Linked DNA regions of Mus musculus: region 1 is linked to region 2. The links are chromatin loops, found by intact Hi-C in ENCODE. Cell type or tissue: heart. All regions are shown on one strand. Links, peaks and the distances in the headings refer to the core of each region. The heading gives the core; the rest is flanking DNA.

Region 1 (12,787 bases), core at 2,830-10,829, 190 kb after region 2:
AGTGGATTACTCACCTCCCTGGGTGAGACTCAGGGCTTCTGGGTTCAAGATTTCCAGGTGTGGCTCTTGACAATCATTCCCTGGGGAAGTTACCTGCTTGGGCTCCAGTCTTGGTTCTTGGGTGAGGAATGATCTTGGTCAGCAAGGCAAAACCAGTCCTTGTTCAGGGCTGCTCAGATAGTAAGGCTGATTTGGGGGGAAATCACAAGGTTTTACATTTTAATGGTTTTACTTATTTAGTTTTTTTCAGATGGGGTCTCATGTAGCCTGGGCTGACCTCAAACCAGGCTAACCTTGAACTTGTGTTGCAGGTGCTGAGGTTACCGTGTCACACTGTCACACCAGACAACAGCACCGTTTTGTCATTGTTTGTTTGCACTTTAGGAGCAATAACTTCTGGAGATGAGTCTCCGGTACAGGGGAGGCAGAAGATGGCTCCAATGTTGAATGCTTAAGCTCTGGATTGACAGGGCCACCAGGAAGTGAGGCGTGTGTATATGCATTTAATGAAATGTCCTGAGTCTATATCACTGGCAGCTATTTAAAGAATTTAACTGTTTGGTGACAGTACTATTGCAGGCTGCCAGTGGGCAACCTTCGGCCGGCCCTCATACCATAGCTTCTGTGCCCTTTGCACAGGTTATCTTGACCATCTGACTCAGTTTTGCCTCTTCCCTCTGACTCTCTCCTTGTGGCATGTTCTCCTGTAATATAGCCTCTATTCAAATGTACCTGCTTACCTTTCCAGTTTTTTGTTTGTGTGTTTGTTTGTTTGTTTGAGAAGATTTAAGGGCTGGCAAGATGGCTCAGTGGGTAGGAGCACTGACTGCTCTTCTGAGTCCTGAGTTCAGGTCCCAGCAACCACATGGTGGCTCACAACCATCTGTACAGCTACAGTGTACTCACATACATAAAGTAAATAAATAAATCTTAAAGAAAAAAGAAGAAGAAGAAGATTTAAAAGCACAGTATTTTTGTCCATCTCCCTCCCCAACAATGCCCTTCATACTGTAGTCACACCGGATACAATTGCAGTACATGGAATCATTAATTATCTCTGCAAATCATTGTAACAACATCAGGCACCAACAGTTAAGTCATTTAAAATAAAACAACAACAAAACCTGTAGAGCTGGGGGCTGGAGAGATGGCTCAGCATGTAAGGGCACTGACTGCACTTCCAAAGGTCCTGAGTTCAAATCCCAGCAACCACATGGTGGCTCACAACCATCTGTAATGAGATCTGACGCCCTCTTCTGGTGTGTCTAAAGACAGCTACAGTATATTATTATACTTACATATAATAATAAATAAATCTTTGGGCCAGAGTGAGCGGAGCTGGAGCAAGCAGGGTCTAAAAAAGTAGAAGTCCTGAATTCAATTCCCAGCAACCACATGATGGCTCACAACCATCTGTAATGGGATCTGATGTCCTCTTCTGGTGTGTCTGAAGACAGTTACAGTGTACTCATATAAGTAAAATAAATAAATCTGAAAAAACAAAAACAAAAAAAACCAACAAAAAAAAACCTATACAGCTGAGTAAAACTATTGAAAAAGAAGTATGTGACATTGGAAGCTACTTGATCACAAAACATGAACGAATGGTCTGCTATCTCCTTCTTATCTATCATCAAACTCCACATACATCTTTGAAGATGACACACTTAAGGACAAATTCCTTTAGGTTAAGTCCAGGAACACTTCCCAATCATTTCTCTACAAAGTTACACATCCATGCTGTTGCTTATATGAGTATTATCGTGCAGTGATGATCTGCCGTGGGCCAGAGTTTTGCTTGCATGCTATTCAGAGAGGACCTGTGCAGCATGACACTGAAGTCCAGGGTGGAAGCGTAATCGTAAGGTGCGCAGCCTCAGTCTCAACAAGAGACGGTGGGTGGTGAAGGGAAGGCTGGAGAATCAGAAGAACGAGCCGAGGAGGGAACATCTTTCTTCGTAGAAATACTGAGGCACAAGATGCCGTTGTTTATAGTACTTACATACATGAAACCCTTTCTCCTGTATGTGCATCATATGTAAATGCAGAGTTTGTATGATGCTATTTGTCTCTGATGTCTGATAAGTGTGACTCTGAACTCCCCTAATGTCATCTATGCTCATTCTTGAAATCAGATCAAACGTTGTAAAACCCACTGCTAGGAAGTTACTCTTGCATTGCCCGTCTTTATAGAATCCAGTCAGTCACCCACTGTGATAAACAATGGATGTTCGGGAACATCACCAGGGGATTCTGTGCTCACAGGCTTGTCAGCACTCCTGGGAAACAAGCTCTCTCCCGGCAGTATTTGGGTGTGGATTGCTGTGGCACAGGATCAGCTCCCGGCACGGATGGACACCAGAAGCTCTAATTGTTTTTATTGTGGTAAAATTCAAAGGACATAAAACTTTGTTTTTCGAGAGAGGGTCTTTATGTGTAGCCCAGGCTGCTCTCAGTTTCACAATCTTAATGCCTTTATCTCCTGAGTGCTGGGACTTAGGCGCACACCTCTGTGCCTGGCTTTAATTTTCCTTATGGGACTAGTTTGGGGCACAAAGTGCAATCATACCATTATGCAATCACCACTATCCATTCCTAGAATTCTTTTCACCTCACAAAGCTGAAATATCATACCCATTAAACCTCTCCCTACCTTCCCTAAAAGCACAGCAGTACTCTATAATTTTGAATACTTATACAATTGGAGTCATACAATATGCCTTTAAAACCCCTAGCTTTTTTCACTTATCATAATCTCAAATTTCATCTGTGTTGTAGCATATCACAATCGCCATTTGTCCCAGTTTGCTGTTACTGTGATCTGGCGCCATGATCAAAAACAAGCGAAGACATCTCAGTCACAGTCCAGGCGTGAACCCAGGAAGGGTCAGAGATAGGAGGTAGCTGCTTACCGACTTGCTCAGCGACTGTTCTTATAAGCCCCAGGCACCTGCCCAGAGTGGGCTGAGCCCTCCCCCACCAATTATTAATCAAGAAAATGCCCCCACAGACACGCCTAGGGTCCATGCTGACAGAAACAGTCTCTCAGCTGAGGTTCCCTTTTCTGAGTGACTCTGGTTTATATCAAGTCCATAAAAACAAACCAGCATATCACGTATCATCGATTGATTGATTCATTCATTCATTTCGGAGCTGGAGATTGAGTCTTGAACGTGCTAGGCAAATGCTTCCCACGGGGCTATATCTAGTTTCTGTCCCTTGCTTACCTTTTATTTTGAAGTAGGGTCTCATTTAGTTATCAGGCTGGGTTTGAACTCCCTCTGTAACCCAGAGTGTCCTTCCTTCCTCCCTTCCTCCCTCCCTCCCTTCCTCCCTCCCTCCCTCCCTTCCTCCCTTCCTTCCTTCCTCCCTTCCTCCCTCCCTCCCTCCCTTCCTTCCTTCCTTCCTTCCTTCCTTCCTTCCTTCCTTCCTTCCTTCCTTCCTTCCTTTCTAAAGACAGGCTCTCTCGCTCTTAAAAGTTGTGATAGGGATTCTGAAGTGTAGCTCTCTACAGTTAATGGCTTCCGCAGGGGTGTAGGTAGGGAGGACTCAGTTTCCTTTAAGGGGCTGGCACTGGGAATTTGACCATGCTCCTGTGAGTAGGATATGGGCAACACAAATTGAATTTTTTTCTTCTTCATTTTTTTTGTGGGGGTGGGGTCACGAGGGTTGGGGAGCAGACCTGTGAGAACTGAGAAGAGATGATATTGAAATTCCCAAATAATCTATAAAAATATGTTGGGGGAAAAAAAGGACTTTTCTGTTATGTAGCTCTGGCTGTCCTGGAACTCACTATTGTAAAACAGGCTTGTCTCAAACTCACAGAAACCCACCTGTCTCTGATTCCCTAGGACTGGGATTAAAGGATGGGTCACCACATCCTGCCCCAGCCCCGTGTTTCAGAATGAGAGCCTGCTTTAGGAAAACAAAGCAAGGCTGGAGAAACAGCTTAGCTCAAGGAACAGAACCTAATCCCCAGAACCTATGTGAACAGGCTCGGGATGATGGTGCTTGCCTGCATTCCTAGCACCAGGGGAGACAGAGGCAGGTAGAATCCTAGGGACCATTGGCCTGACAACCAGCCTAGTTGGTGAGCTCTAGGCCAGGGAAGGAGCTGATCTCAAATGAGAAAATAGACGGCACCTGAAGAAGGAAACCCAAGACTGTTCTCTGGCTTCCAAAACCACACACATGTGCACCTGCACACTAGCATAAAGAACAAAATTAAACCCAAGCATCTCTTTAGAATTTTCACTCTTCTACTTAATACCTAGTATGTGAAGCCCTTTCTTTCTTCCTTCCTTCCTTTCTTCTTTCTTTCCTTCCTTCCTTCCTTCCTTCCTTCCTTCCTTTCTTTCTTTAAAGATTTATTTTATGTATGTGAGTACACTGTAGCTGTCTTTAGACACACCAGAGAGGGCATCAGATTCCATTACAGGTGGTTGTTAGCCACCATGTGGTTGCTGGGAATTGAACTCAGGACCTCTGGAAGAGCAATCAGGGCTCTTAACTACTGAGCCATCTCTCCAGCCTATGAAGCTATTTCTTGCTTAGTTTTTCTTTTAGGAGACAAGAGTCTTTCTATTTTTTCCCAGGTTAATCTTTATTTATTTTTGAGGCATGGTTTCTGTGTGTAGCCCTGGCTATCCTGGAACTCATTCTGTAGAGTAGGCTTGCCTTGAACTTAGACATCTGCGTGCTTCTGCCTCCTGAGTGCTGGAATTAAAGGTGTGTAGAACCACTGCTCAGCCTCCAGGCTAATCTTTAAAAACAAACAAACAAACAAACAAACTACAGTGTGTGTGTGTGTGTCTGTGTGTGTGTGTGTGTGTGTGTGTGTGTCCTGGGCACTGAGCTCAGGCAAGTGCTTTTACCCAGAGACATACTGAAATTTCTCTCTATCCCCTTTTTTTAATTTTAAAATTTGAGACAATCGGGGTTGGTGAGATGGCTTCAGAAGGTAAAAGCACTGACTGCTCTTCCAAAGGTCCTGAGTTCAAATCCCAGCAACCACATGGTGGCTTACAACCATCTGTAATGAGATCTGACACCCTCTTCTGGAGTGTCTGAAGACAGCTACAGTGTACTTAGATATAATAATAAATAAATCTTTAAAAAAATTTTGAGACAAAGTCCCACTGGCTGGCCTGAAACTTTTAAGATTTGTTTATTGATTTTATGTAACACTGTAGCTGTGCAGACGGTTGTGAGCCTTCATGTGGTGTTGGGAATTGAATTTTAGGACCTCTGCTCGCTCGGTCCCTGCTCTCTCCTGCCCAAAGATTTATTATTATAAATAAGTACACAGTGCTCTTACCCACTGAGCCATCTCGCCAGCCCAGGCCTTGAACTTACCATGTGGACCAGGCTGGTCTCAAACTCAGAGATCTGCCAGACTCTGATTCCTAAGTGCTGGGATTAAACACACATCCAACCATATCTATAACCCCTTTTTAAAAAATGGGGCTGGAAAGTTGGCTGTGTGGCTGGACAGTTGGCTGTGTGGCTAGTGTATTGCTGGTCTTCCGGAGGACCCAAGTTTAACTCCTAGCACATCAGGCAGCTCATAACAGACTGGAGTTCCAGCAACAGGGTTTCTGATGCCTCCCGCCTTCACACATACCCATGCACAGATATAGACACCTACACATAAAGAAAGATAAATCATAGCACTGTCTTACTATTGTGTGTGTGATGTAAACACACCAACCACAGAGTTCAGGGAGAGGAGGACTACCTGCAGATGGTTCTCTCTTCCACTTTTTATTTATTTAATTCTTTGAGTCAAGGTCTCACTGTGTAACCCAACTTGCCACAGAACTCGAGATGTAGATCAGACAGCTGTCCGATTCACAAGTGCTGGGGGTAAAAGTGTGCCACCATGCCTGGCTCTTCTACTTTGCAGTGAGGTCCCAGGATCAAACGTTATTGGTCCCAGGTCATCAGACTTGTGGAACTATCACTTTTACCTGCTGGCCAAGCTCACTGACCTACTTTCTCTTTTTCTTCCCCAGTGTTGGGAACCAAATCCAGAACTATGCATGCTGGGCAAGCACTCCACACCTGTACTGTCTCCAGCTTCTCACTTCGCACAGCTCTAGCAGCCTCTTTACAGCTGCTGTTTTCTGAGTACTTCATATACACAACTGGGGTAAGACTCAGGCCCTGCTCTAAGGATCGCCAAACAATCCAGGGCAGACACGGGGCAAGGTTCACACAGTGAGCTTAAGGCTTAACAAACTTGTTAAGTTTTTTGAGACAAGTGCTGCATGGGGCAAAGGTGCTTTTCTTGAGGCAAAACAACACCTGAGGCATAGGCAATTGCTGGTGCCAAGCAGGGAATCAGGAAGGCATGACAAAGCATTATTCAGGTGGCGATGAAACCGAGAGCAGAGATCCAGAGATAAGGAGCAGGTTTGAGGAGCAAATGGTAAGTGCGCCCCCTGGTGGCTGCTGCGAGATTCCTCCTCCTCTAGCCAGTCACCGCAGGTGGGCTGATTAATACAGGCGTTTTGTCTGCTCGGCACATACACATCTACCACTCCCAGACAGGCTGCTCCTTTCAAACGAACACTTGCTAGGCACCTGCTATGTTGACCACCCCTCCTAGAAATTGGATAGTCTTTGAATCATTAATTACACCAACCTGTACTTTACAAAGAATCAAGATGGTAATATGTCTTTTTCGAGCCTTAGTGTGGGTAAATGGCTGTCAGGTTAAGTGAGAAAAAATCCCATGGCCCCTGAAATGGGACAAAAGGAACAAACTCCACCCCTGTGTGTACTCAGCCCTCGATGGGTAACTGCCATTAACCAAGGTAGTTGAGGGAACATGGCATGCTAGATACGGATGACTCAGATGCCATCTGTGACTCCAGGAGCTCACAACCTAGGAGGGAGACGGATACACAGACAAAAGAAAGGATGCTATGTGCTCAGGGTCCTGTTGGCAAACCCAGGGTGTGGAGCAGGGTGTGCCAGCCACCTGGGCCAGCTAAGGTTCAGAGCTTAGCTGAGTGATGAGAAAAGATGTGGTCCAACACAGCAGCACCGCAGGTACAGAAATAGGCACCGCAGACAGACAGAGGGCTAGCCTGGTGGACAGGAAGGTAGAGATATGCACAGCCGGCAAGCTTGCTTAACCTTTCCTGGAACATGGGACCTTTGGGCCACCCTACCAGGGTTCAGATCCAGTTCTACCATAAATCTTAGAACTGGGGAACTCCAGCTTTGCTGTCAACCTCCTGGCCTGTGAATGCCATTAACAGCACAAGGCAGTGTGTTGGGCAAATGAAGTGTTGTGTAGAGCATTTGAGAAGCACCCCAACAGTATTAAATGTGTACGGACCCGCAGTGTTTGGCACACAGATCTGTGCAATCTCTTCAAGTCTCTTTTGGCACCTCTAAGTGGCTTGAGCCCTGGAGAGGGGTGACTGGAGTGGTGTGCCTCAGCTAATGGCCACTAGGGAGGAGCTTGGAGCCTCAGCCACAGGCTCTCAGATGGGCACGGATAGCCTATGCCCAGTGACATGGCAGTGACTGCCAGGGTTCAAGCCCCCAACCACGGCTGAACCTCACCCCCCCCTCTGCGTAGGTGTGGTGTTGGCAACCAGAGAAACCCTGCACAGCGGGGCCAACACCCCCATGGCTCTCCACTCTGGTGGTCAAAGGTGACATTTTTCTCTATCCTGAGGAGCCAGGGCAGTTTCAGGAGAGACAGGGAAAACCTGCTGGACAGGGTGGCCAAAGGCTGAGCCAGTTGGACAGGAGTTGTCTGCCCCCTCCCCCCCCCAGCAACCCCACAAACCAGGGCTGAGGAGATAGCTCAGTGGCACAGCACCTGCCTTGCACATGGCAAGTTTCACATCAGCACTGGAAACTAAGAGGGTGGGGGGTGGGGGTGGGAGGAGCTCAACAAACACAACACTTTATTTTGTAATTTAATGTAGCTTGTGGTTCGGTGTAGAGAGCTCAGGGTGACCACACACACTCTACCACTGAGCTATGACCCTGGGGCCCCAAAAGCAATTATTTACAGCACAAACTACAAAGACACATCCTTCAGTGTGTGCAGAGACACACATCCTTCAGCCTGTTGCAGAGTGGAGGGACAGATGTGGAAGGCAGTGTGTGGCTTCTGGCCTCTGATACCACTCAAGGTCCTAGCGTCATCGGATGGTGATGGGCAGCTTTGAACAAGACACAAAACACCAACTTTCTCCAGCTCTTGGATAAGCAGGTCCTTCTATATACAGTACTCCTGGCTCAAGGCTGCTCTGCTCCTTCCAGACTCTTGGGCCTTCTCCAGAACTGGCCTGAGTGCAGCTGAGACTCCTGCGAGAGGCCCAGAGATCTGTCTTCTGAGACAGAGTAAGTATGCCCAGGAAAGAGGTAGGAAGAGTCTGGTCCCCAAGTTTTTCCAGGTTCTAGCTTCTGTCTTGGCAAGCAGGACCTGGTAAGACTGGCAAGAGTCCCAGGCTCAGAGAGGCTGGGTTGTGTGATTATAGACCAGGTGCTCTGTGTCCTCTGTGGTGGAAACAGTGGAGCTGGCTGGTGTGGGAGGTGGGTGGTGCAGGGGACTGTGGAATTCCTTTCTTTGGTTCTTGAAGAAACAGTAGCCCAGGATGGTTAAGACCACTATGATGCAGATGACCAGAAATACAGCAATAGCTACCTCAGCGGAGCCTGGGGGAAGAGCAGAATGAGGCATTACTAAGGCCTGCCTGGTCTGACACCCACCACCCTCACTCTGTGGAATGGACAAAGACCGGGATGTCATGTGTAGAAGCAGATGAACACTCATCTCAGACCTTCAGAATAGCTGCTTCTAGAAGCCCAGAGGGGCTCTGATACCTGACAATTGGCAAGCAATTCACAGTTCCTCTCCTTTACCTATGTCAGGCCTCACTACTCAAGTGCACTCTGGGTAATCTCAGGGTCCTCTCAGCAAGGCTGGGCATTCACAAGCAATCACATGCTGCCCGTTCCTGAACTGACACCTACATATCCACACTGGTGACAGGACAGACTAGGCTTACCTACAGTGGGAATGGAGCCTTCCCTCCGAAGACCAAACACATCCTTCTCTGCAAAGTGACATAGAGAAACCAGTCGGCACTAGGTAAGTCCTTAGACTCACCTGTTCCAGTACCACAGCCCCCTGCCACCCTCTCCATGGCTATCAAGTCACTTATAGAGGAGGGACCAGCCCAGGCCTAGCCAAATCTTCCCCTTCACCCCGCTACTGCCACTCTGCTCACTGGAGATGCCACGGCAGGACTCAAGACACTGCTGTTCCTCCTCAAAGTTGTTCTTGTTCCCATAGCAACCACCATAGGTGAATCGGGCACAGCGTTCACTGAATGGGTTGTAATACCAGCGTGGGATGTTCTCCTTGCAAAACCCAGTGTCTGGCAGCTCTGCACAGTACCCTGTGGTAAGGGAGCATACGAAGGGGCAAGTGAGCCCAAAGAGCCACCCTGCTGCCACCCATCAGGCCCCGCAGGACGATAGCTAAGTACCCCCTACGCCAGGCTGAGGGCAGATGTCGCCTCACTAAAGGCAAGACAGACAAAGGGATAGCAATCTTCAGCTCCAAGAGAACTACTACTTAGACTCTATTTTAAAGATACGCCTGGGTACATTGTTTACTTATGTGCATGGCATGTGCACAGGGAGGCCAGAGGACAAACTGGAGTCACTTTTCAACAGGATGAATTCCAGGCTTGGTAGCGAGTGCCTGAGCGTCTTTATCCCCGTTAAACCATCTTGTTGGCCTCAAAGTTTCCTTTTTCAATGTAATTTCTCTGTGTCAAGGTCTCTGATTCCTACCACCCAGTAATTTGAACTTTTAACCAAAGGGGTGGGCTTTAGGCAAGAAAGAGTACCCAGCTTAAGCAGAGAGGTCTCAACACCTGTGAGTGACCTTTCACCTAAAACCACTGGGAAACAGATGTTGACATTACCGATTCATTAACAGTAGTAAAATTAGCTATGAAGTAGCAACGGAAATAGTTTTATGGTTGGAGGTCCCACAACAGGAGGACTGTATTAAAGAGTTGTAGCCGTATGAAGGTTCAACACACTGAGCTGAAGTGGTTGGGTTTTTGGGGAGTGGTTTGAGGTAGATTTTCTTTTCTATTAGTTATTTTATTTATTTACATTTCAAATGTTGTCCCCCTTCCCAGTTTTCCCCGAAGTAGACGTTCTTTGTGTAGCACTAACTTTCCTGGCACTCAGAGATCTGCCTGGGATTAAAGGCACCCACCACCATGCCTAGCCAATTTTTCCTATAATAGAGAAGCTGACTATGTATCCCAGGCTAACTCTAAACTCTATTTAGCAGAAGCTGACCTTGAACTTCTGATCTTCCTGGCATAAGCCATCAGCAGCAGGCTATTATCTTTATTTTTCATACATGTTACGTTTGCATATTGGGTAGTTTTGTTTTGTTTTTCCTCTCATCCCCCAGTGGTGGTGGGACACAAGCACAGTTCCTTGCAATGCTAGGTGGGTGGTTTTCAGTGTGTCAAGTCATGGTGGCTTTCCATGTATGACAGCACTATGAAATTTCCTGAACACATATGATTTAGTGATATGTTCGACGAGCCTGCAGTGATGGAAATAATCAGACGAGTGACTAGTGGTGCCTGGGAGATGAGTTAAGAGAGCTCGGGCCCTGCCTGTGTGTTCACAGCCTGTACACATAGTGAACCCCTGGGACACTGCCGGTTGGGTGGAGTGGGGACAGCAGTGCCAGAACCTGTTGTGACACAGAGGAACAGGGAGACTCACCTTTGTCACTGAGGAAATGGATATTCTGAAGCTCATCAAAGCCGCTGGTGTCTGCAGAGATGAGAGGTCAGAGGCTAGGGCCAACCGTGGGGAACCCAGAGGCATACAGGAGAGTTGTTAGGATCGCCACCTGACCCTGCCCCATCTCCTATCCCCAGCTCACATTTTTCACAGGTGGCCTCGTCGGAGCCATCAGGGCAGTCTGGCGTGTCATCACACTCCAGGAAGCCATCGATACAGCAGCCATTGCTACAGCGGAACTGGGTGGCATGGCAGCTGCCGGAGCACACTGGATGGAGGAGGTGAAGCTCAGGCACTGAGTGCCAAGGGACCAGCATCTGCCTGGGCCTCCCATTAGCCCACTGCTCACCAACCCTAGCTCCTCCCATCTGTAAACCGGGCAGAATCTGACAGGAAGCTGCTGAGTTGGGAGAGTTAGGCGTTTGTATAACACTGGGGTGGTGGGAGCTGAGCAAAATCAGGGTCATCATATGGTCATCATATGGGCTGAAGACCAAGACAAGGGGGAAGAAAGGAGGAAAGAAAAGAAGTAAAACTCACCTGGATGGTGCCTTTTCGGTGAGATTCCTAGGGGGGAGAACAACAGGAATAATAGGGGGTGTGGCCAGACTCTAACAATGCTGAGATGACGGGGACCCCTAGTCCACTTCCCAGACCTGAAAAACTACCCACCCTGGGCCAAGTCACCTGGGCTCTAAAGCTGCCTTTCACAGACCCACCTTGCACATCCTTGCAGGCTAGCATGCACTCTTCCTCACGAAGGTAGTTGTTCTTGTTGCCCAGGCAACCTCCAAAAGTAAAACTTTTGCAGATCTGTTCCTTGGGGTCGTAGTACCAGCGTGGGAAGGAGCCCCGGCAGCGGCCCACCTTGTAGGATGCGAGGCAATAATCTAGATGGAGGAGAACTTGTCAATTTGGACTAGAGGGTTATCAGTGGGGGGAAGGGGGCTCCAGGCACCTCATGTCCACCCCCGTCACCTTCTGTCTGCTTGGCAGTTAGCACAGTGATAGTCAGGTTGGCTGTTTCCTCTGGTTGGTCTGAGTCAGTTCTTGTCAGTTGGAACAGGTAGGTCCCCTCCTTAAGTCCCCACAGCTCCACTTCTTCCGGACGTTTTCTCTATACACGACACTGGTCATGAAGCCTGGCCACTTCCTGATGTTCTCTGACAACCCCGGGTCCTCCCAGCCATGCCCCACTTCCCCCGGGAGAGCACACAGACTGGATATCAGATGAATCATGTTCTCTTCTCTAGCCAACACCAAATGAGCCAGTGGTTGGCCTACGGCCCCTGAAGGAGTCCTAGGAAGCTGTGGGAAGGCCAGGGATCCAGCCCAGCGTCTCACCTCTACTCTGACATCACTGTCACCTTGCAGTAGGTGCCAGTCTGTGTTGTCTGCCTCGTTCAGTACCAGGGGCTTCTGCAGCTGGACCTTCAAGTCTATGCCCATCCAGATTCGAGGGATCCGGGACCCTGAGAGAAGTGGAAGTAGAATTAACCGTAAACGAGACGAGTGGTGGCCAACCTAGGACTCAGTAGCCTGCACAGGCACAGAGAGGGCTTTCAATAAAGCCAGAACCTTGCTCTCTATGCAGTTACATTATGACTAGTAGATTGTCTGAAGCAAGCAACTGGATACTATGTGTTAGATTATGTAACCCCAGTTGCAGGCTTTCTGATGCCCTCTTCTGGCGTCCATGGGCACCAGGCACATAAGTAGTACCAAGCAGAACACTAGATATACAATGGTGAGAGATACACTCATACACAACGACGACGACAACAACAACAACAACAACAACAACAACAACAGCAGCAGCAGCAGCAAAAGCATCATCACTCCTCACTAGCCTAGACCACGCTGAGAATCTGGACAGAGGCCTTCAGCTGAGTGGCCTTGGTGCTCCAGGGTGAGGGACCATGGGACAGGGTGCCTCTGCCATCAACAACAGGGAATTTCCAGGAGCCACACC
Region 2 (8,000 bases), core at 1-8,000:
CCACTTAAAAGCAGTGTTACTCTTGGTAGTATATGAAAATAGCCGAATTTGTTGCTATACCTGAAGACTTTTTTGTTGTTGTTGTTGTTTTTTCGAGACAGGGTTTCTCTGTATAGCCCTGGCTGTCCTCGAACTCACTTTGTAGACCAGGCTGGCCTGGAACTCAGAAATCTGCCTGCCTTTGCCTCCTGAGTGCTGGGATTAAAGGCGTGTGCCACCACCGCCCAGCTCAAGACGTTTTTAAAATAATGATTTATTTATTTGCATTGGTTTTTAACTGCATATATGTTTGTGTGAGGGCATTGGATCCCCTGGAACTGGAATTATAGACAGTTGTTAGCTACCACGTGGGTCCTAGGAATTAAACTCAGGTCCTCTGAAAGAGTAGCCAGTGCTTTTAACTGGAGCTATCTACAGCCCCAGACCTTTTTTGTTCTCAGTGGGGCCAAAACAGTATTTGAACAAGTATAGCTAGAATTCTTGTCTTTTACTTCCTTTTAAGAAGTACTGATATAGTGTCAAGGACTTTATGGTTGCAAGAATTAGTAGTGGAGCCAGGCGTGGTGGTGCACGTCTTTTGTCCCAGCACTCGGGAGGCAGAGGCAGGCGGATTTCTGAGTTTGAGGCCAGCCTGGTCTACAAAGTGAGTTCCAGGACAGCCAGGGCTATACAGAAAAACCCTGTCTCGAAAAACCAAAAAAAAAAAAAAAAAATTGGTAGTGGATTTCCATCACAACACTACTTTTTCTAGCCATGTCATATAGTCAGCCGACTTATCCTCTTTGAGGTGAGTCTTTAAATCTCTGGTGCCTAGTTGTCTACTTTTTCCAAATCAGAGGTAATATATACCTTACAGCAATAATTTTTCTCCCCTTCTCTTCCTCCTCCTCTTCTTCCTCTTCTCTCTCTTTTTTAAAAAGATTTATTTATTTATTTATTTATTTTATATATATGAGTACACTGTAGCTGTGCAGATGGTTGTGAGCCATCATGTGATTTCTGGAAATTCAACTCTGCTTGCTCAAGCCCGCTCTATCCCACCCAAAGATTTATTTATTATTAAATATAAGTATACTTCAGACACACCGGAAGAGGGACCTTCAGAAGAGCAGTCAGTGCTCTTAACCGCTGAGCCATCTCTCCAGCCCCTCTTTTTTTTTTTTTTTTTGAGACAGCGTTTAGTCAGGTATAACTCTAGCTGTCCTGAAACTCACTCTGTAGAACAGGTTGGCCTGAACTTAGAGACTCACCTGCCTCTGCCTCCTGAGTGCTGGGATTAAAGGACTATACTGTGGCCACCACCACTGCCACCTGGCAGATTTTATAAAATTTAAATGAGAAAATGTGTAATACATACTATGAAAAAATTAGCATTCTTCTACTTTATTAACAGTGAAATTGTGATAACATCGTAGAACAAATAAAAGTGAATTAGTATGTTACACACACATTTTTTTAAAAGATTTATTTATTTTATGTATATGAGTACACCGTTGCTATCAGACACTAGAAGAGGCCATTGGATTCTATTACAGATGGTTGTGCGCCACCATGTGATTGCTGGGAATTGAACTCAGGACCTCTTGAAGAGCAATCAGTGCTCTTAACCATTGAGCCATTTCTCCAGCTCCATGTCATGCACATGTTATGAATGAAATTAAGACCCAAAAGTCACGAGTGTCACTGCTTAGTACTTTACCTCCTTAGTGTGTCATTTTTATACTAACATTGCTTTTCATTGAAAGATATGTGTAGACACTTGGGAGATAGGCACAGTTTCTCTTGTTACAGTAATATCTATTTTTAAACTTCTCTTGTCATGGGTTGATTATTTAGGATTAAATAACTTCAGTTTTCCTACAGCAGGCTAACCTCATTTTCTGTTGCAGAGAGAAAACATTTGGGGACCTTTCTTAATAATTTCACCTGCTTCTACACTTAATAATTGGCACCAGGAGTTTACAAGATTTGTTCCTAAATTTAAGGTAAAGATCCTCTTGTTCTTTAAGATAAGCTTTCTGACCCTTGTTTACTGCTGTCTAATTGTCTTAGACTTCTGTGCTGTAGTAAACACTGTAACCGAAAGCAGCACAGAAGACAGGGTTCATTTTAGTTCACAGCTTTATATTTCATCATCCTTTAAGGAATTCTGAGCAGGAGCTCAAGCAATCGGGAACCTGGAGGCAGGTATTGAAGCAGAGGCCTTAGAACTAGTGTGCTGCTTACTGGTTTGTTCTCATAGTTTGCTCAGCCTGCCTTTTTCATCAGTCATCTATGAAGGTGTGGCCCCGCCCGCTGCAGGATAGGACCTTCCACATCTATCACTTACAGACTTGCTTAGAGGCTAATCTTGGTTTTGTTTCTTTTTCTTTTTCTTTTTTTTTTTTTTTTTTTTTGCTTTTTTGTTTTGTTTTGTTTGTTTATTTGTTTGAGACAGGGTCTCTATATGCAACCTTGTCTATCTTGAAACTCTCTATATAGACCAGGCTGGCCTTGAACTCCTAGAGATCCATTGGTCCCTACCTCCAGAGTGCTGTGAATAAAGTCCTGTGTTACCACACCTGGTATACAGGCCAATATTATGGAGGCATTTTCTCATTTTGGTTCCCTCTCTCTGTCTCCTGATTGCTGGGATGAAGGATGTGCACCCCACTCTTCTACTTTTTATTTTCAATGTGCATAGTTATGTGTGGGTAGTTGGATCTTCTAGAACTGGAGTTACAGGTGCTTGGGAACTGCCTGATACAGGTGCTGGGGACCAAACTCAGGTGCTTGAGGAGAGCAGTGGGTACTCTGAACTGCTAAGCCATCTCTTCAGCCTCCATATGTTTGTTTTCCTTGATACAGTCTTATGTGTTATATGCTGTCCTCAGACTTGTTATGTAGCCAGTGTTTCTAAGTATATATGCCACCACACAAGGTTTATGTGGCTTTAGGAATCACAGAGCTTCATGCAGGCTAGACTGTCACTGTACAAAGTGAACTACCTATCAAGTCCCTTATATCTGTATTTGCTTCATTTGTTTTCTTCTGTTTTAGAGACAGAACTATACTCTACCTCCAGTACTCCAGGAGCCTATCTTAGAATCCACTATGTTGTCCAGGCTGGCTCTGAACTTGTGATAGGTAGTCAGCCTGCTTCTGTTTCTAACTGATGGGATTCTAGGTGAAACATGACGTCTAGCTGTTTGTTTGTTTTGCTTTGTTTGTTGATAAATAGTCTGGTGTACCTGGGCTGGCTTTGAACTTGTCGAGTGACTGGGAATGACTTTGACCTCCTGATCTTCTTGCCTCAACCTGCCAAGTGCTGGAAGTGAGAGTCGTCATTCCCAGCTGCCTTATATTTCTTTCTTAGAAAAATTACTTATGAGAGTAATAAGAGAGCCAATACGTATATCTTTATACTATGTAAGTGAGAAATTCAAAGTCCAATTTAAGTTAATTATGGCATTTTCCATATCAATTGATGGTCATGGTGAAATGATAGAAATATCTATCTTGTTTCAAAGTATATTTTTCCAAATTTTACATTGTATTTTAGTCTATTCATATTAATTCATTTTTCTTAATACTCTAAAGGTAGTCTTGGTCCTGCTTATAATGGCTAACACATATAATGTAAAAATTGATTTAACTAATTCAGAGAGGAAAAAATAAGATTGACTGGGCTAGAGATTTTGTTCAATTGATAGACTCCTTGGTTGCTATAAATGAAACCACAAATTTGATCCCTAACACCTAACACTTCATAAAACTGGCTTGTTTCCTGGCACAAGGAAGGTGGAAGCAGAAGGACCTGAAGCTGGGGACACTCAGCTATATAGTAGGTCCCAGGCCAGCATGAAGCCCTGCCTCAAAAAATCAAGAAGTGTGTTGTATCGACTTGAGTATGATGTAGACACAAGGTAAATAGGTTTTGTGCTGGACATGTTGGCCCATACCTATACTGTTGTTACATGTGAGGCCGACTTATTTTCAGTTCTCTAAGGATGTAAGATTTATTCCATTTATGGGCATATGAAAAATGAAAATAATATTTTGGTTTTTCTTCTTTTCAAATAATGGCTAGATATATGTTGAATACAATGTCAAAAAAATAGTTCTTAATTTCTATACTGCCACTGAAGGTTTGTGCTGCTCCTCCACTGGCCAATAGATGGCAGCATGGTATTACTTTAAGGCAACAGTTGTCAGTCTGTGACAACCAATCCTTTTACAGGGTTCACACCTATATCCTGCACATCAGATATTTACATTATGATTCATAACACCAGAAAAATATATTATGAAGTAGCAGTGAAAATACAAGTATGTTTGGTGGTCACCACAGCGTGAAGAACTATATTGAAGAGTTGTAGCATTAGGGAGGCTGAGAACTACTGCTTTAAGTCTCCCTTCATATCTCTCCTTTATTAGTGCTTAGAGCTGAACGTTCATGTGCATATTCAGTGTCCATCTTGTATATTTGTTTATTGAATTTCATTTTAATACTAGCATAGTGAATATAAAATAGAATCTGGACCTAATTATAAGTGTCCCCTCTTGAGTTTTCTATTTTACTTATTTTATATTATAAAATACTCACACCATAAAAATTTATTATTTTCTCAAGAGAGTGATATATGCCTTTTATCTTTTTTTTTTTTTTAAATAACACTATTCGCCACCAAAGGGCTAAGACAATACTGTTTGTTTTTTGTTTTTTTTTAAGTAGCTGTCCTCAGATACTCCAGAAGAGGGCATCAGATTTCGTTACTGATGGTTGTGAGCCACCATGTGGTTGCTGGGATTTGAACTCGGGACCTTCGGAAGAGCAGGTGGTACTCTTAACCACTGAGCCATCTCACCAGCCCTGTTTGTTTTTTGTTTTTTTAAAGATTTATTTATTTATTTTATGTATATGAGTACATGTACAGCTGGTTGTGAGCCTTCATATGGTTGTTGGGAATTGAATTTTTTTTTAAAGATTTATTTATTTATTACATGTAAGTACACTGTAGCTGTCTTCAGACACTCCAGAAGAAGGAGTCAGATCTCATTACAGATGGTTGTGAGCCACCATGTGGTTGATCTTCGGAAGAGCAGTCGGGTGCTCTTACCCGCTGAGCCATCTCACCAGCCCCGGGAATTGAATTTTTAGGACCTCTGCTTGCTCCGTTGCTCTGGTTGCCCCACTTACTCAGGTCAACTCTGCTTGCTCAGTCCCAAAGATTTATTCATTAAGTATACTGTAGCTGTTTTCAGATGCATCAGAAGAGGGCATCAGATCTCATTACAGGTAGTTGTGAGCCACCATGTGGTTGCTGGGATTTGAACTCAGGACCTTCGGAAGAGCAGTCAGTGCTCTTACCTGCTGAGCCATCTCGCCAGCCCCTATACCTGTTATCTTAATACTCAAGAGGATGAGGCAGAGGATTATAAGTTCAAGGCCACCCTAATCTATGTAGTAAATTTCCTGGCCAACCAGGACTACTTAGCAAAACTATCTCAAAAAGTCAGACAAGCCAAAAAATACCAGGGTAGGCAGGCTAGACCAAGTAGTGGAGGCAGAGCCACCAAACCTAGAGATTTGAATTCAGGCCCTAGCACTCAGATGACAGAGAGAGCTGAATTCTGCGTGCTGTCCTTTGACTTGTGCCCTGTGCTGTGGCACACATGGATATATGCACATTCACAGACATATAAAATAAGTGTAATAAAAACCCCTGCTCTTATAAAGATTTAAAAGTGCGGTTCAGTAGCTTTAAGTATGTAAGTGTTTACGGCTGTCACTGCTCTCATCCCTATTGTCTTTGCCCTACCCTTAAACCTATGTTCATTAAACAGTAATTTCTTATTTCCTTTTGCCTCTAGCCTCTGGAAAACACAAATCTTTATTTGCCAAATACTTCCTGTGACTGGAAACCATGCAGTATACAGCCTTACATGCTGGGCTTCTTTCATTCAGCATAAAAAGTCCAGGCTCATCCTCACTGTAACATGAATGCTTCATTTTCTTTTGTCTATAGCTAAAAATTCTCTGTATATTTCATTTTGGTTCTTGCTCATCTTTTGATGGATTTTAGGGTGTTTTTCACCTTTTGGTGCCCTCAGGCACAGAGTTATAAACATTCATGTACATTTTTGTTTGAATTACATGTCTTGTTTTCATTACTATAGGACATATGTCCAAATTGATTTACTGGGTCATACTATATTTCTGGCTATTTAGAAACCTGTTTATGTGGTCTGTAAACTAAGATTAGATTGCACAGTTTTAAATTACCAATTAAAACATACCTCATAATACACAACATGGAATTCAAATATGTATCTTTTAGATATGTATCTATACCCACTATTTTATAATCAGACCGTTTTGTTGATAGATCATTAATAATCATTAATGATGATTTTTAGACAACATGGACTGCAGAGCTTAGAGTTTACAAAGGATTTGCTGACCCCAGCACAGTCAATTCATTTTTTTATTGCCATTTCTCTTAGAGTGTTGAAAATGTATTTACTTTCTTGTCAGATGGAAGTTTTACTTAGGGTTATAACTAAATTTTATCAGGTACAGGTCTGTGTTGCTGAGATCTGGAAATTTACTGTATTTGGTGTTGGTGTCTGAAAAATGTGTATGGTTTTGACTAGGACGTCTTCTCCTTACAACTTTTTTGTTTGTTTGTTTGTTTGTTTTTTCACAGGGTTTCTCTGTGTAGCCCGGGCTGTCCTGGAACTCACTCTGTAGACCAGGCTGGCCTTGAACTCAGAAATCTGCCTGCCTCTGCCTCCCGAGTGCTGGGGTTAAAGGTGTGCACCACCACAGCCCGGCTCCTTACAACTTCTTTATTTTTCTCATAAAATGTGATTTGCCAAGGTTTTTTGTTTGCTTTTGTTTTGATTTTTTTTTTGTTTGTTTGTCTTTGTTTTTTCGAGACAGGGTTTCTCTGTATAGTTCTGGCTGTCCTGGAACTTACTCTGTAGACTAGGCTGGCCTGGAACTCAGAAATCCACCTGCCTTTGGCTCCCAAGTGCTGGGATTAAAGGCCTGGACAACCACTGCCTGGCCTCTTAATAGTTTCTTACTAAGTAATTCAGAATAACATTATTGATAATGCTTTTAGTTTATTTTCAAAAACAAAATAAGGTAATGATCTGTTTTCCAGGTGCTACCATATTGGGGAAATCCTCATGATAGAAAAGTTATCCGGAGATTCTGGAGTCAGGTAACTTCAGTTTCTTTCTCTCTCTCTCTCTCTCTCTCTCTCTCTCTCTCTCTCTTTCGCTCTCTCTCGCTCTCTTGCTCTCCTGTCCTCTTGCTCTGTCATTCTCTTTGGCCTGAGTAAATCCTCATGTATACAAAATCTATAATATGTTTCTGAATATGGGTCAAATATGTTTTTATTATTTGAATAAAATGTTTTTCTTCTACAGGCAATCATTTGGACTTTAAAAAGAGACTTTTTAAAAAAAGATTTATTTTTAAAAAATTGTATTTGTACAACAAATATATGTAGAATTCTTTTTTTTTTTAAAGATTTATTTATTATTATATGTTAAGTACACTGTAGCTGTTTTCAGACACACCAGAAGAGGGCATCACATCTCGTTATGTATGGTTGTGAGCCACCATGTGGTTGCTGGGATTCGAACTCAGAACCTTTGGAAGAACAGTCAGTGTTCTCCACCGCTGAGCCATCTCTCCAGCCCATATGTAGGATTCTTAAGAGGCTAGAGAGGAGGGCATCAGATCCTCTTGAGCTAGAGTTACAAGTGATTCTGAGCCACCATACACACTCCAAGTGGTCTAACTACTGAGCTGTCTGTTCAGTCACACCTTCAAGCTGAGCAAGGTTAATAATTAATGTGCATTTAATCCCTAGAACCAATAGTGGAAGGAGAGAACCAGCTCTGGAAAATTGCCCTTTTTATCACCACATCTATATGCTTACTCATATTTACACATACATATACATCAAAAAAACGTTTCTTATAAAGTGTGACATAATGTTTTT

What was found. Hi-C counts contacts between places; a loop is a spot of excess contacts. Peaks named below come from ENCODE experiments on the same cell type or tissue, not always from the same donor. Only the 100,000 strongest peaks of a DNase experiment are listed, where the experiment ranks them.
Region 1: it touches region 2 in a loop (9-fold over the local background); 9 of 42 quality-filtered maps call a loop at or near these places.

Annotation. Positions count from the first base shown.
Region 1 is chr2:119,244,655-119,257,441 of GRCm38, reverse strand. Spint1 (serine protease inhibitor, Kunitz type 1) reads right to left here. Exons shown (of 11, transcript NM_016907.3): 3 at 12,160-12,287; 4 at 11,794-11,932; 5 at 11,535-11,705; 6 at 11,356-11,382; 7 at 10,958-11,083; 8 at 10,795-10,845; 9 at 9,261-9,431; 10 at 9,039-9,086; 11 at 7,928-8,685. The coding sequence ends at 8,480. Among named protein-coding and RNA genes, the nearest start is that of Spint1, 14 kb to the right of the region's middle. In heart, for the core only: no CTCF peak of the experiment used is centred there; a DNase peak (open chromatin) is centred at 6,431; H3K4me3 peaks cover 332 bases; H3K27me3 peaks cover 3,871 bases.
Region 2 is chr2:119,433,360-119,441,359 of GRCm38, reverse strand. It overlaps Ino80 (INO80 complex subunit), which reads left to right. Exons shown (of 36, transcript NM_026574.4): 14 at 1,890-1,985; 15 at 7,152-7,211. Among named protein-coding and RNA genes, the nearest start is that of Ino80, 40 kb to the left of the region's middle. In heart, for the core only: CTCF peaks have their summits at 4,145 (motif pointing right) and 4,837; no DNase peak of the experiment used is centred there.